Linked DNA regions of Mus musculus: region 2 is linked to region 1. A link is a contact called in ENCODE Hi-C data. All regions are on one chromosome and are shown on one strand. The core of a region is the stretch at or near the end of the contact, and the rest is flanking DNA. Distances in the headings are between cores, read along the strand shown. Region 1 holds the start of 9330175E14Rik (RIKEN cDNA 9330175E14 gene). Region 2 holds the start of Nlrc5 (NLR family, CARD domain containing 5).

Region 1 (6,721 bases), core at 1,898-4,397:
ACACACACACAAATGGTATTTTGTTCATCTATAAAGAAAAAGAAAGATGGTGTTTGCAAGAAAATCGACCCAGCTGGAGATCACCAGACAAACTCAGAAAAATAAACATTGAATGTTTTCTTTCATTTGTGGATCCTGGATTTTATATAGATGTACAAAATAATACATTATTTTATAGATACATAAAATACATATATTAATTTTTACATCTAATATATACTGTATGTATGTATATATACATATAATATATATATGGTCAAAGTACAGAATATACTTGCATAAGTAGGTTTTTCTACACACAGAGAATATACAACCATAAAGAGGGCTGAAGACATGGTTCAGTGGAAAAGCGCTCACTAGGTATGCCCAAGGCCCTGTGTTTGATCTCCAGCACCAAAATAATAAATATAGAGAGAAAAATAAAAGATTATTTATTGCATTAAATAAAAAAAAACCTGTCCACACTCTATGCAGTACACTCTCATCATGAGAGAGAGAATACACATGTGTGTGCATGTATATGGTCATGGAAGCACATATGTACGTCTGTATATTTGTATGTGTATGATCTAAAGTCTATTTAGCTGAGGCTGATTGTGTAGGGGAAAACACTGGATACTCTTGTCTGTAAAGTCTGAGAGAGACACTGGAATAAGATACAGAAACCCAATCACACTGCTTGTTCTTGCTTGTCTTCACAGATAGCATCTGAGTGACTGGATTTTTTACTCTATAGATGTATTTGTTACTTAATTAAGTAATTGATTAAAAAAAATGCTGGAGACAGGGTCTCAGTACCTAGGTTCTGAGACCAACTATGTTCCAACTCTCATCGCCTCAACCACCTATATATACTGGGTATATGGCACCACACCTGAGCTTTGGTTTTATTTTAGCATCATACATATTATTTAGTTTAACAAGTGACTTTTTAAAAAACATATCTGAGTTCATTAAAATATGGTAACAAACACATGGAAAAACCTAGTGCTAGAGGGTCTCTGCATATCAGCTTCTTGTAATTACCCTTCAACAAGAGTCATGGGTGAGTCAGTCAGAGGGTGGCCAGTGCCTCTCTGAGTTAGAGTTAGGAGGAGCACCATATGAGGTCATCAGGAAGATCGAGCAATCTGGAGCAATGGGTGTGTCTATGCTATGATTTGAGGCAGTGACAGAGAAAGGGAAGAATCCGAAGTCACAGGTGACCAGAATCACAAAGCCTGCTACCCACATCTCCGAGATCCACAGAATGGAAGACTCAAGGCTCTCCTAAAGAAAAGAATGGGGGTCATGCTGCCTCTACCCACTTTCAGGGACCCAGAAACAGGAGTTTGTTTGTTTTGTTTTTGGGTTGTTTTTTTTTTTTTTTTTTTTTTTGGTTTTTTCGAGACAGAGTTTCTCTGTGTAGCCCTGGTTGTCCTGGAACTCACTCTGTTGATCAGGCTGGCCTCGAACTCCCAAATCCACCTGCCTCTGCCTCCCAAGTGCTAGCATTAAAGGCTATCAACTACACTCACAGAAACATATTTGGTGAAGAGAGACGATGCTTTGCATCCTGAGAACACCTACAAAGAGGTTTTTGCTTGTCTTCTGTAGTAAGGATAGAACCCAGAATCTTCTGAAGCTAGGCAGATCTCTTGCCCTCTCAGCCGTGCCTTCCCCCAACACTTAAGTGTTTGCATCTCTTTTGCCACAATTCTCTGCTGGTGGTAGAGGAGAGATGCTGGGATGATGTATCAGATGTGGTTAAAAAAACAAAAGTTCCATCAAGCGCTGGCAGAAATGGCTTTTTATTTTTTTATTCTCTGCAGTCTGCATCCTCTGAGGATGCTAGTAAAGGGGCCTTCCTCTTTCCGATTGGGACACTTTGGTTGCTGGGATTTTTGTCTTTCAGCTTGTAGTTGCAGTCTCTGCCTCCCCAAGATGGCCGCCTTCCTGAGGTATCTATGTGGATATGCTGATCGCCTCTATTAGTGGGCAGAAGTCTTACTGGGCCCACCCTACAACCTCATCTTAAGTGTCTGCAGTCACCCTGTGTCCAAATAAGGTCACGTTCAGAGGCAGTGGGGATGTCTTCTTTACCCAACACACAGCACAAAATATGGGAGAAGAGAATCTACAGAGTTTTGTTGAACTCTTTCTAGAGGGAAGAGAGAAAGAGAGAGAGAGAGAGAGAGAGAGAGAGAGAGAGAGAGAGAGAGAGAGAGAGAGAGAGCACATAGACATTGACCAGGTACTGCTATCCTCGGGCTGGTCCGGGAACAGGTCTAGGCAGACTTTCCCAACCAAGTGCTTACTAGGCCTAAGCATACTTAGCTTCTGAGATCAGGCCAACCTGTGCTTTCTGGGCAGACCGGACTAAGCAGACTAAGGCACTAAGGCGTTCCCTTAGCTTCGGCATTTGTCCCATCAGGACCCCAGGCTCCTCACACTTGTGGCCGAGGCATTGTTTCTATTTCGTCTCACTCGATTCAGGAGATAAATTTTGAACATAATGTCTGTACTATAGATGGGGAACCAACCTTCCAAGATCTGAAATCGTAACTCATGGTCATGATGCACAGTATTGAGAGCACCCAGAGGTCCTATTCCAAGACAGATGGGCGCTGGTCCTGGAGGCAGGGCAGGCAAGGCATAATTGCTGGTGCTGGTCTGTGGACAGTACACCATGAGGGGCCTTATGAACTTCCAGTCACTCCCGCCCACTCTGTTCTCTGGTGGGAGCTCAGGCCTGGTGCCTTATTTTTGTGGCGCCGGGGACTCAAACCAGGGTCTGCCCTGTCTCTGAGCTACATCCCAGAGGGAACCTGGCAGGTTTCCGGGTTTCCTTTCTTTGCAAGAAAGCGATTCAGGAAGAGAAAGCTGCAGGTATGGCTCAGCTACACCCACCTTTGGTCATTTTCTAGCCTTTTCCCCCAATCATGAAGGTCAATTTTCAAAATACCTTTTCTGTATGAAGCCCCTCCCGCCCTTTTCAGAAGAATCCTGACAATATATACCAATAGTACTGAAGACCCAGAATTCTCCAGGAACCTCCCAGAGCTCCCAGCTCAGCTTTTCTGAGTGGAAAAAAAATGGTTTAAACCCCACGTGGCATTGTGGTAGGCCAGGGACAAAAGGCTGCCCAGGCTTACCCTTGTGACTGGAAAGTTTCAATGATCATTAGAAATACAGGTGATGGACATTCAAGAAACATCGTTCTCTTTTAAAACACAATATTCTGTTTTGTTTTTGTTTTTGTTTTTAAAGATCCCTGTCTTTTTGTACATTCCTTAATATCTAGTATTTGTTCCAACACAATGTTGGTAGCCAGAAGCCACCGACCTGAGGTTGGCAACTCTTAGAGAACGCAGCTTTCCTCTATAGAACAGCAAGTTGCTACGGTTCAGCCAAATTCTATCTGTCTAATAAAAGGTGGGGTTTTGTTTGTTTGTTTGTTTGTTTTGTTGTTTTGGCTGAAAATTCAGAATTATATGTAGCAAACAGGGCGGCTTCTGGATTATTATTAAAGCAAAGGCATTGAAAAGAAAAAAAAAAAAACAAGAAGAAAGTATGGTTGGGGGTGGGGGATGACAAGTGTGGCAGGCACCAGGAGAGGGGGCGCACAGACATACAAAGTTTTTTCCCAAACTGAGCCACTCCCTCCAATTTCTGTGGTCCCCAAATTACAGTGTCCGACTGCATTTTGCTAAGCCACCAGTACCCCAACCCACCCGGGCCCCTCAGTCCGTTTGTCTATCCACCTAGCCCCTGACACCCCCTCCTCTCTCTAGGCACAGATCTCCCTCCGCGCCCCGGCTTGGGCAGGTAACTCACCAGTTCAGCTCCCTCTCCACCGCGCTCTGTGGAAACTGAAAGTGGCCACTGAGCGGGCGCTGTTCGCTAGTTCATAGACTCTACTGCCGCTGCCGAGAAATCACGTGGATTCAAAGTGCCAGCCCCAGGGCGCGCGAGTAGCGTGCCCGGAACCCGCCGCGGCTTGGAGATCGCAGCGGGACATGCCTCTCTGACTACTGAGACTGGGTAAGGTGGGCATCTGCCAGGAAGTGGGTGGGGCCAGAGCGCAGCAGGACCCGCACAACCCTTCTTTCTACACTTCCCAGAGACGATGTAGGATGAAGGCAGGAGGAGCCACTGAGCAAAACTTCGTGGAGTTGGGTCCAGGGTCCAGTGGCGACAGCGGCTCATCACCTGAGACCTGACCTGGACAAGCGCGGCCTCCAGGTGTGTCTCTGCTGGTCCCTGGGTGCAAGGGTTGCCTAGGCTACAGAAGAAAGCTTGGTGCAGGGATAAGGGATGGAAAGAGGTGGGCGGTAAGAAAAGGACTACAGGGCCAGCGTCAGCCCTGGAAAGTTCCTGTCTCTGTTCCAAGTTCTACAACCTGCCCTGCCTCTTGTCTTTGTCCCAGAACAGGAGGCCAGGCTCCTCCTGAGGATGGTTTCTGTGACATCCCACAGTGAAGCAACTTTCCCAGAATGCTCTGGGGGAGGAATGGGGAGACAGTGCATTAGCACTGTAGGGCAGGGTCATCAGCACACCCATGACCCCCAAACCTCAGGCTCAAGTCCTCCTCTTAAGTGCTGGCTACATCACCTTAGGCCAGTGGTTCTCAGCCTTCCTAATGCTGGGACCCTTTAATACTGCAGCCTCACGCTGTGCTGACCCCCAACCATAACATTATTCTCGTTGCTACTTCATAGCTGTAATTTTGCTACTGTTACGAATCATAATGAAATCATTTGACTTGGCAGAGGTTGGGTCCCCCAGATTGAGAAACACTGCCCTAGACAAAAGTCTTGACTCTGAGTTTCAGTTCTGTCATCTGTCCTGAGGACCAGAGAAGGAGCACCTTCCAATTCCTTCAGAAGAAGTTAGAGCAGATGTGCTGTGTGCCCAAAACTCTTAAGAAATCCTTCTACGTTAGTCCCCTTCTTTGGATCTCAAATTCCTGTGACCTTCTAACCTCCTCCCTCCCGGGACCGAGCCGGAAATCTAGAAAGTTCTTGACAGGCAAGAGTGTGTGTGGGGGGGAGTCATTATTATTTTGACTGATTACTTATGTGTGACTCTTAGCTTTCCCAACCTTACCTGGCTCGCCTCTTACAAATAGATGCCTTGTTTTTAGCCAGCCTCCGTTTCCTATTGTCACATGGTGGAGTCCCAGCCTGTGGTACATGGTGGGCTGTCATCTGTTAGTGTGAGAAGAGTTACAGCCCAACAGTAAGGCTCACCCCATATTCTCCCAACCATTATGTGTTGCTGGACCTACATCCTTCCCTGCTGACAGAGGGCTTTCAGTGGACACAGACAAGTAGCCACCACCCAGAAAGACAAGCACGGGCCATATTTAGATGTACTTAAACCCACACAGCCCCATGAAGGATCCAGGCAGAGGTTAACATCTCATTAGATGTCTCATCCAGAGATGTCAAGGTCACACAATAATGGCAATGAGAAACACCGGATCGGAAACCCAGTTCCATGCCTGTTGTGGAAACAGGCCTGCCAATAAGGGTTCTGAGAGAACCATTTCCCCAGAGTTACCCTGTGTTCGGTCTGTGTTATGAAGGTATCCTATGAGCTCAGATGCTGCCATCTTCATGAGACTAGGACATTAGACCCTCTCCTGAGTTTCTGGCCACTCCTCCCAGTCACTTGTGTGCAATTCTGCCCTAATTGCATGAGGCCTCTAGACAGGGCAAGAGTATATAGGCTGGGGAGAACTAGAGGGGAAGGCTCCACCTATACAGCTCTGGGGAAGCCATCAAGCCATCGTCCATGCTGGGTGGAGACTTTCCAGTGTAGCTGCTTTGGGGTCACTGTGCTCTGTAAGTAAGAAAGTACAATAAACTCACTGGTTCCCCGGGGAGAACTGTGGTGAAACGGACTTTTGGGTTGTAATTAGGAGGGGAAGATAGATGCTGTTCACATCTCCCCAGGGAAAGACTTTTCATAGCAGCTCAACCAATGGCTTGAAAACCATGAATACCAGGTTCCCTTGGCTAAAGTACATAGGGTTCTTCTTTGGTGGCTTGCATGATTATCCACTTTGGAGAGCTGGGTCCCTGTGTGTGAGAACTGGCCCAAAGTGCCAGAAGATTGAAGAAGGGTGAACAGACGGAGACCTGGACAGAGTACACTTCACTGGGAACTTACTGCAAGTGTTACAGCTCTGAAGAAAAAGCCTTCCCCAATGGAACAGCTCTGCTCTGAGGGGGAACATTTCCCCAGTGCAACTGTTGCTGCTCTTAAGGCTAAGATATTCCTTGGCAGTTAGGTTTGTGTAACAAACCTCATGCAAGAGGGTATCTGCTATTGCTCAGGTAAGCAGCAACAATACAGGGAACTGAACAGGAGACCTCTTTGTGTGTGTATGTGTGTGTGTGTGTGTGTGTGTGTGTGTGTGTCCACAGGAGATTTCCAAGGCATGGATTGGTGAGATTTCAAGTCAAGCTCAGGGATTGGTGGGATTTCAAGACAAGCTCAGGGATTGGTGGGATTTCAAGATCAGGGATTGGCGGGTTTTGATAGGTTTTCAAACCTGGAAGTGGGCTCGAACCTTTAACCTTACACTTACAGATGGAAATATTAGGTGACTGTAAGACAAGTGGATCCCCACACCCCAAGGAGGTAGAAAGGGTCCTTCATTTGGGAAAAAAAGTCCCCTTTACCTAAGGCCTAATAAACCAGCAGCCTACAGACCAGCAGCCTACGGACCAGA
Region 2 (6,721 bases), core at 2,891-5,390, 38 kb before region 1:
ATACTCGACGAGTGTGTCTTTGTCCACTGTGTGACTGGCCATCAGATACAGAGCAGCAAAGAACTCCTGCAGGCTAAGGTGGACAAAAGCATAGCCTATTTCTTCATGCCCAGGGCGGGTGTGGATACAGAAGGAGGTCAGGAGGCTGTGGACAGCTCCAAAAGACATCAGTTGGGGAGAGATGTCTTCCACAGAGAAGACGACTTTCCCAGTGTCCAGTCCCCTAAGGGCCACCTTTCCAAAGCCCAAAATGGATGTGTCAAGCAGAGTCTCACTGGGGCTAAAAGTTTCCACCATCTGCAGGTACAACTGGGTTATGGTGGGCAGGAGGGCTGCAGACTGCCCTGGGGAGCTTCCAGGAAGCAGACGGCGAAGGCAGAAGCAGGTGACTGTGCACAACGCAGGTATTGCACACATACCCCGGAGACGTGCATTGGTTCTCATTTCCTTCAAGGCCAATTCCTGAGACAGAAGATCACTGAAGAAGCAGGTAACATACTTCTCTACTCGTAGCCCATCAAAGCCCCACATGTGTACCGTGGCTGCTTCTGTGGGCACACAGGAAGGCAGTTTCCCAGGACGGGAGGTGGTCATCACCCAGCAGCCTGGCAGGAGGTTCCCATGGCAGAGTTCAGAAAAGAGGGTGAGGGCCGAGCCTGCATTGTCAGTACCCACAGAATCAGCATGGAGAGCCTCATCCAACCCATCAAAGATCAGTAGGACTTCCTGAGCATTCTCCTTTAGGTACTGAAAAACAGCATCAGGCTCTGACTCTGGCATCAAGTACAGATCAAAGAGGAGCTGGGGCAGGGTCGGCAACTGTGTGATCATGTTGAGCTGGCGGAACTCAAACAGGAACAGAGCCTGGAAGCGGTCCAGCTGACCTTGAGCCCACCTCCAGCGGAGCCGATATGCCAGAGTGGTCTTACCCATCCCAGCCTTTCCCAGTAGTACTGTCACTCGAGGTCCCTTGTGAGCCTTGAAGCTGAAGAGATCCTGGATGCTCACATCAATGTTGTCGGCTGCTTCAGGGTCTCCTAAAGTGGCTCCCTCCTGAGCATCCAAGGGTGCTGTAGCCCGGCTCCACTGAAGAACTGGGGGGATGTAGGTCTGTGGGGAGTGAGGAGTAAGCCATGCTCCTGGGCACACACCACCATGCCACTGTTGGGCAGAGGTCTTCAGGAGCTTCAGATACTTCTTGGCCAACTCTGCAAGGGGCCAAGGAATAGTATGAGGGTAGGAGCTCTCACACTTGATACATGTCCCGGGGCTCTATGATCATCCTGCTGCTGTCTTTAGTCCACAGCTATGTGTACATGGGGAGAAGTGTTAAGGGCACAATGGAAAGTCTTAGGCTGTCCATATTTCCAGAGGAACTGGCTACACAGCATTATAGGCCCCCATAGCAGCCACTTATGCAGGGAGGTGGGGATGGGTCCTTGGGTCACACCTCTCTCTTCCAGGTCAATACAGGTGATGTAGTTTTCAGGAAGCTGGGTGTGGTGTTTGTTTTGCAACATCTATGGGAATTGGCTCTAACATGGCAAAGGCAAGGGCATCCTTGCCTCGAGAGGAAGCACCAACAAATTGCAGGCTTTGGACCAGTCAATCAAACCATGGGAACTGAGCTCTTGTTATGCCAAATGTTTTATTTCTTCCTTCCTAGGTCATTGGGAAGACTCGGCCCTGACCCCTTCCCCAGAAAGGACTGAGGTCGTGGTTTATTCTGGACAGGCGTGAATTTTCTGGTTATGCCCATGCCTAGTGGAGTGTGTGTGCATGTGAGAGCTGGGTTAAGGACTATTGCTAACCACAGGTCAGGGATGAAGGCTGCTTTATCTCTCCCCTTCCCTATAGCCTAGCTTCAGTGCCCTGTGTCCCCATGGCCTTCCTGCCTGGAAGTTCTCCAAGACACCTCCATCTCCTCCATCCTCTCTCATTCGCAGCATGCCCCGAGACCCAGGTCTGAGGTCACATCGGTTACTACCCTCATGCTCCCACAAGCTTGAGGACAGTTTGGAAGAGCCTAGATGACAAATCTGCCCTTGAAATAGCCCATCTCCACTGCTCATTCAGGACCTACAGTCTTTCTCTCTTGGAGTCTTGGAGAACAAGCTGCTGGGCCTTTTCAGCCCACCAGAATCTGTGATCAACCTCAGGGCAACCTTATCCTAGGCTGGGGTTCCTACTTCCATAACCCACCGAGCTGCTGCTTCTTGCTGTTCTTCCGACGGGGTGAGGACCCATAGCTCTGAAAAGGACGTTTGGCACCTGGAAAGAAAAAAAAGTAAGGACACGAGGGAGAAAATGTGGGCCAGGGCAACAGCTTTGGGGTGCTCTGTTCCACAGGTGGGCCCAGGCAGAGAAGTATGAGACACCCTAGGGTTGTGAGAAGGCTATTCCTATAGTTTCACCAGTAAGCTCCACGCTCTAAGCAGGCCCACAGCAGGGCATCCTAAGCACCATGCCTATTAGGGAAGGCACAGGTTCTGTGAGACTGAAGCTTCCAATTGTTTAGTTGAGCCTGCAACTGGTCCTTGTCTATATACAAATTCACAACATGATACCTGCCTTCCTGCAGTTCCATGAGGTTGGGACAGAGTCATGAGAACAGGCTCCCTAGGTGACAGCTGACAAGGAATCTGGAGGGGTGAGACCAGCTATACTCAGTCTCTTCCGGGGCTCCAAATTATATCCCTGTATTAAAGGCAGTGTGGCAGGCCTTGAAAGTCACAGGAAGGGATGAAACGGGGCTTGGTCCATGTGTAGGGTAGACATGGTGGTCACTGACCACCACTAGCGTAAGGTGAAGACTGAGCAGCTCAGCTGGAACCCCAAACCCTAGTCCCAAATCTCACCATGGTACAGCTGAGGTCCAGGGCAGCTCTCCTCTCCTGCCCCTAGCTGCTTAGAGAATTCTGTAAAACAGAGCAGGACATAGTCCATTGAAGAAGATGTGGGATACGGTGTCTTGAAGGTATTGGGTGCATGGGTAGCTCTGAGTGGTGTCTGTCTGGGAACAATCAGAGGTTCCATGGATGTAAAACTGATGCCTAGTCATCTGCCAGGGAAGCAGGCAGTGCGCTCTGCAGGCAGCAATAGACAGAAGTGTATATGTATATACACAGTGAGGATGTTTGTCTGCACACAGCACTTTCACCTTGGTGGTGCGCAGCGACTGGCGGCTCCGGGATGGCTGGGAAGGCCCAGCAGGGAAGGTGGCTTGGGGGTGGGGATGGGGCAGTGTCACCCCCAGCCCCGTCGCCTCTCTACCTCTCGGGGGAGGGGGCCCGGGGGACTGGATGAACTGTCCCCAATGCGACCCGGGTGTCATTGCGCTGTTGGACCCCGGGGGGCAGGCAGTCATGCCCCTGGCCGTCTGGGCGAAGCTGAGTGAGCACGCAAGGTCGGCAGCGATGTTGACTACTCACCAGACTCGTCTTGCAACACGGATCAATCTCTGTGTGTACGTGTTCACATGCATGTGTGTGCTGTCTGTCTGCTCATGTATTTATAAGTATGTTCCTCCCACCTCTACATTGGTAGAGCTCATGGATGAGTCCCCACTTTTTATCTAAGGACTCCTTGTCCCTTAGCATCCTGTGCTGCTCCTCAGTCCTATGGTCAAGAAAGTGCCAAACAGAGCAGTCAAACTTTCCTGCTTATTAGTAGAGGCTGTGGTCTCCTGGCTGCCCTGCAGAAGGAAGCCGTTTGGTCACTGAAGGCATTTGGAATGTATGTCCTCTGTGTGTCCTCTCTGTGTGACCAGATGGATCACTGTGGGTTCTGGAGCTCTCCAGGCCACAAGGCTGTACTGGCAGCCTTGAACCTCCCGTTTGAGCCCTTACCATCTCTTGGGCCCCAGATGCTCACTAGTGGTATCTCCATGTCCAAAGGTACATCAAGCTCGAAGCACAGATCATTGATGAAAGACTTCCAGGTGGCCATGCCTTGGGCGAACAGCCTGTTGAGCTGACGGTGGATGACCTCAGGGTTGGAGGGCTCATAGCTGCAGTCCAGGTCCATGGTCGGGAGGAAGGACCTAAGCTTGGCACTCAGCCATTCTGGGTTTTTGCTCAGCAGCCTCACAAGCCAGGCCCACAGGTTTTCATTGTTCAGTCGGATGCTCTCAGCGTCCATCAGAAGCTGGCCGTGCAGAGAGGAAGGAAAACAGGTGAACTGGGGGTAGGTGAGTAGGGGGCAGGCAGGCTGGGGTAAGTGGCCTTGGGGTGGGTGTGTTTATGTGCCCTTAGCCGAATGCCAACCGAATCTAGAATCATCTGGGAGATGAGCCTCTGGCTGAACTTGTAGAGGATTATCTGCACTACATAATTGATATGGGAAGATCCATCTTGGCAGTGGATAGCATAATTCCCTGGGCAGGGGATCCTGGACCATATGAAGTGAAGGAAGGGATCTGGGCACTAGCATTTATCACTCTCTGCTTCCTGACAGTGGATTCAATGTTTCAAGCTGTGGTCACATTGACTTCCCAGGTGATGGACTGCACCCTTGAGCTGTGAGCCAAAGGACTCCTTTCTCTATTGTTAGTGAATTCTATTAAAGCAACAGAAAAGTAACTTTGCCTCTCCCATGTATCTCCTCACAATCAACTTCAGAGATGGGCCTGCTTCTTATCCTTAACTATACTCTGGCTAAGCAGAACGCACTATCAGCTCATCAAAGTATATGGGTCTCTAAGGATGCTGTTCCACGGACCAGATGTGCTGCTTTCAGTCTGGGTTAACTTCAGGACAAAGTCATCTAGCCATCCCCTAATATTGTCCTTCCTTTCTTTCTTAGTAGTATAATTCCCAACTATTCCCTGGTCATCCAGAATAGATGTAGCTAGTTAGATGCAGCTGCATCATGGGAGGATTGGCCAGTGGGATGCAAGTCAAATGTTAACTGCCTTCCTTTGCTTCTTCCTGGTGACTGGAATGTCAACAGGATGGCTAGCCCTTGGGCAGCTATGTTGGGTCATGAGGTAGAAGCTGGGGCTGAGAAATGTGTGGGTAAAGGTGCTTATCTTCCCTGGACTCTATGACTTTAGCCTTCCACTATATGATGGAGAGATACATTTCTATTTGGTTCAAAATGCATTTAAGGATTTCTGCTTAGAGTGAACTGAAGTCTTAAACTAACACAAAACATCTGCTTTTTCTCTTTAAGCTGACCTCATCCCAAAGATTTATTTTTATTTTTATTTTTATTTATGAGTCTGTGTCTGTGTGACTGAATGCCACATACTGGTAGGCACCTGCACAGGCCAGAAGAGGTCACTGGATTCTCTGGAGCTGAAGTTCCAAAGCAGTTCTGAGCCATCTGATGTGGGGGCTTGGATCTAAACCTGGGGCCTCTAGACAAGCAACAAGAACTCTTAACTGCTGAACCATCTCTCCAGTCTCCCCCTCTAGACTGAAACTCACCAAAAGCCTGCTGGGAAGAGTTCCAACAGAAGGCACAGGGCATTTACAAAGCAGAAGCCTAAAATAATAACTGATATTTGTGAGCTAGTAACTCCATAGGCAGCAGGAAGCTACCGTGGCTGTGCAACTTTTTTTTGTACTGTTCATGAACAGTTTTGAAAGTGTTCCTGGCACAATTATTTATAATAATTAAAAACCAGAAGCAACACAAATAGCCAACAGTTGGGATGGGTTAATTAAATGGTGGTCTATGTACGCTGGAATAAGGTGTTTTTCAATATATTTCTCTATCAACAGTGGCAATACTTAGAAAATATACACTGTGTTAGGCATGGTACTCTCTGGGTGTACTATAGGCTAGCCAATCCTCACATCTGCAGAAATATCATCTCTAACTCTAGAGAGTGGGAGGCTCCCTCACCCATGAGCTAGCTGGCCTTGTTACATTGATTGTGTAACCTGTGCATGTGGTGGGGGCGGGGTGCTGACCAGGCTCATGTCCCAGCTCCCTCCAGGCCCTCTCCTCCACTAGACTTCGAGCAGCTGTCTCTGCATAGACACAGAATATGTCTATATTATAAGTCACACAATATGCTCAGGTCCATGATCCTTAGGCTGGGACCACTGTCCCTGGAGAGTGAGTGACTCAGGTCAAGGAAGAGAGATGGAAGTGCCCAAGGTCAAATCCCAAGGTCATGGGCAGAGCTAGGATCAGAACTATGACTTCTTGGCTCCCAGGTCAGTAAACTCCAAAGCCTTAGATCCTCAGGTAGCATGAGACAAAGGCTTTGTGTGATTTTAACCCTAAGGTTGTATCCACTTACTGGGCTATGCTGTCTGGCAGCCATATTCCCTGGAAAAGAATCACTTGGGGCATCAGGGGACAGATGAAAGGAGGTCAGTGAGAGGCTATTTCTCCACTGGTGAAATGAGCTAATTCAATCCAGATTAGAATATATTAAAAGGCAGGTTTATTGGGAAGCTGCTCTCAGGTGAATTCATTGGCCCCAAGGCTAAGAGAGTTGCCATGGGGGTAGGGGAGAGAAAGAGAGAAAATGTATATGCAAAGAGAAGATGAAGAGAGAGCACAAAATGTCTGGATTGTATAGGGAGAAGCAGCCAGGGGGAAGGGCAACTGAGCCCCTGGGCTGGAAAGTTCAAGGGTGGGGGCAGGGTATGCCAAGTAGGGACTGAGGGATGCTGGGAGAACCTGGAGGCCAGGTCTGCTTTGATATGTAAAATATATAAAACACATACCTCAGTCCCTTTTCCCAGGGTCTGAAACCAGTCTG

The links. Hi-C counts contacts between places; a loop is a spot of excess contacts on that map.
Region 2: a map of heart shows a loop between it and region 1 (1.8-fold over the local background). The contact joins the promoter of Nlrc5 here to the promoter of 9330175E14Rik in region 1. A Hi-C loop is called at or near these places in 6 of 37 maps with a recorded cell type or tissue (Patski, T-helper 17 cell, heart and 2 more).

What each region holds. Positions count from the first base shown.
Region 1 is chr8:94,431,529-94,438,249 of GRCm38, reverse strand. It overlaps 9330175E14Rik (RIKEN cDNA 9330175E14 gene), which reads left to right and starts at 3,147. Exons shown (of 3, transcript NR_015514.2): 1 at 3,147-3,414; 2 at 3,774-4,023; 3 at 4,104-5,123. It also overlaps a transcript of Nlrc5 not described here.
Region 2 is chr8:94,470,182-94,476,902 of GRCm38, reverse strand. Nlrc5 (NLR family, CARD domain containing 5) reads right to left here and starts at 4,140. Exons shown (of 49, transcript NM_001033207.3): 1 at 3,849-4,140; 2 at 2,859-2,918; 3 at 2,203-2,271; 4 at 1-1,208. The coding sequence starts at 4,140.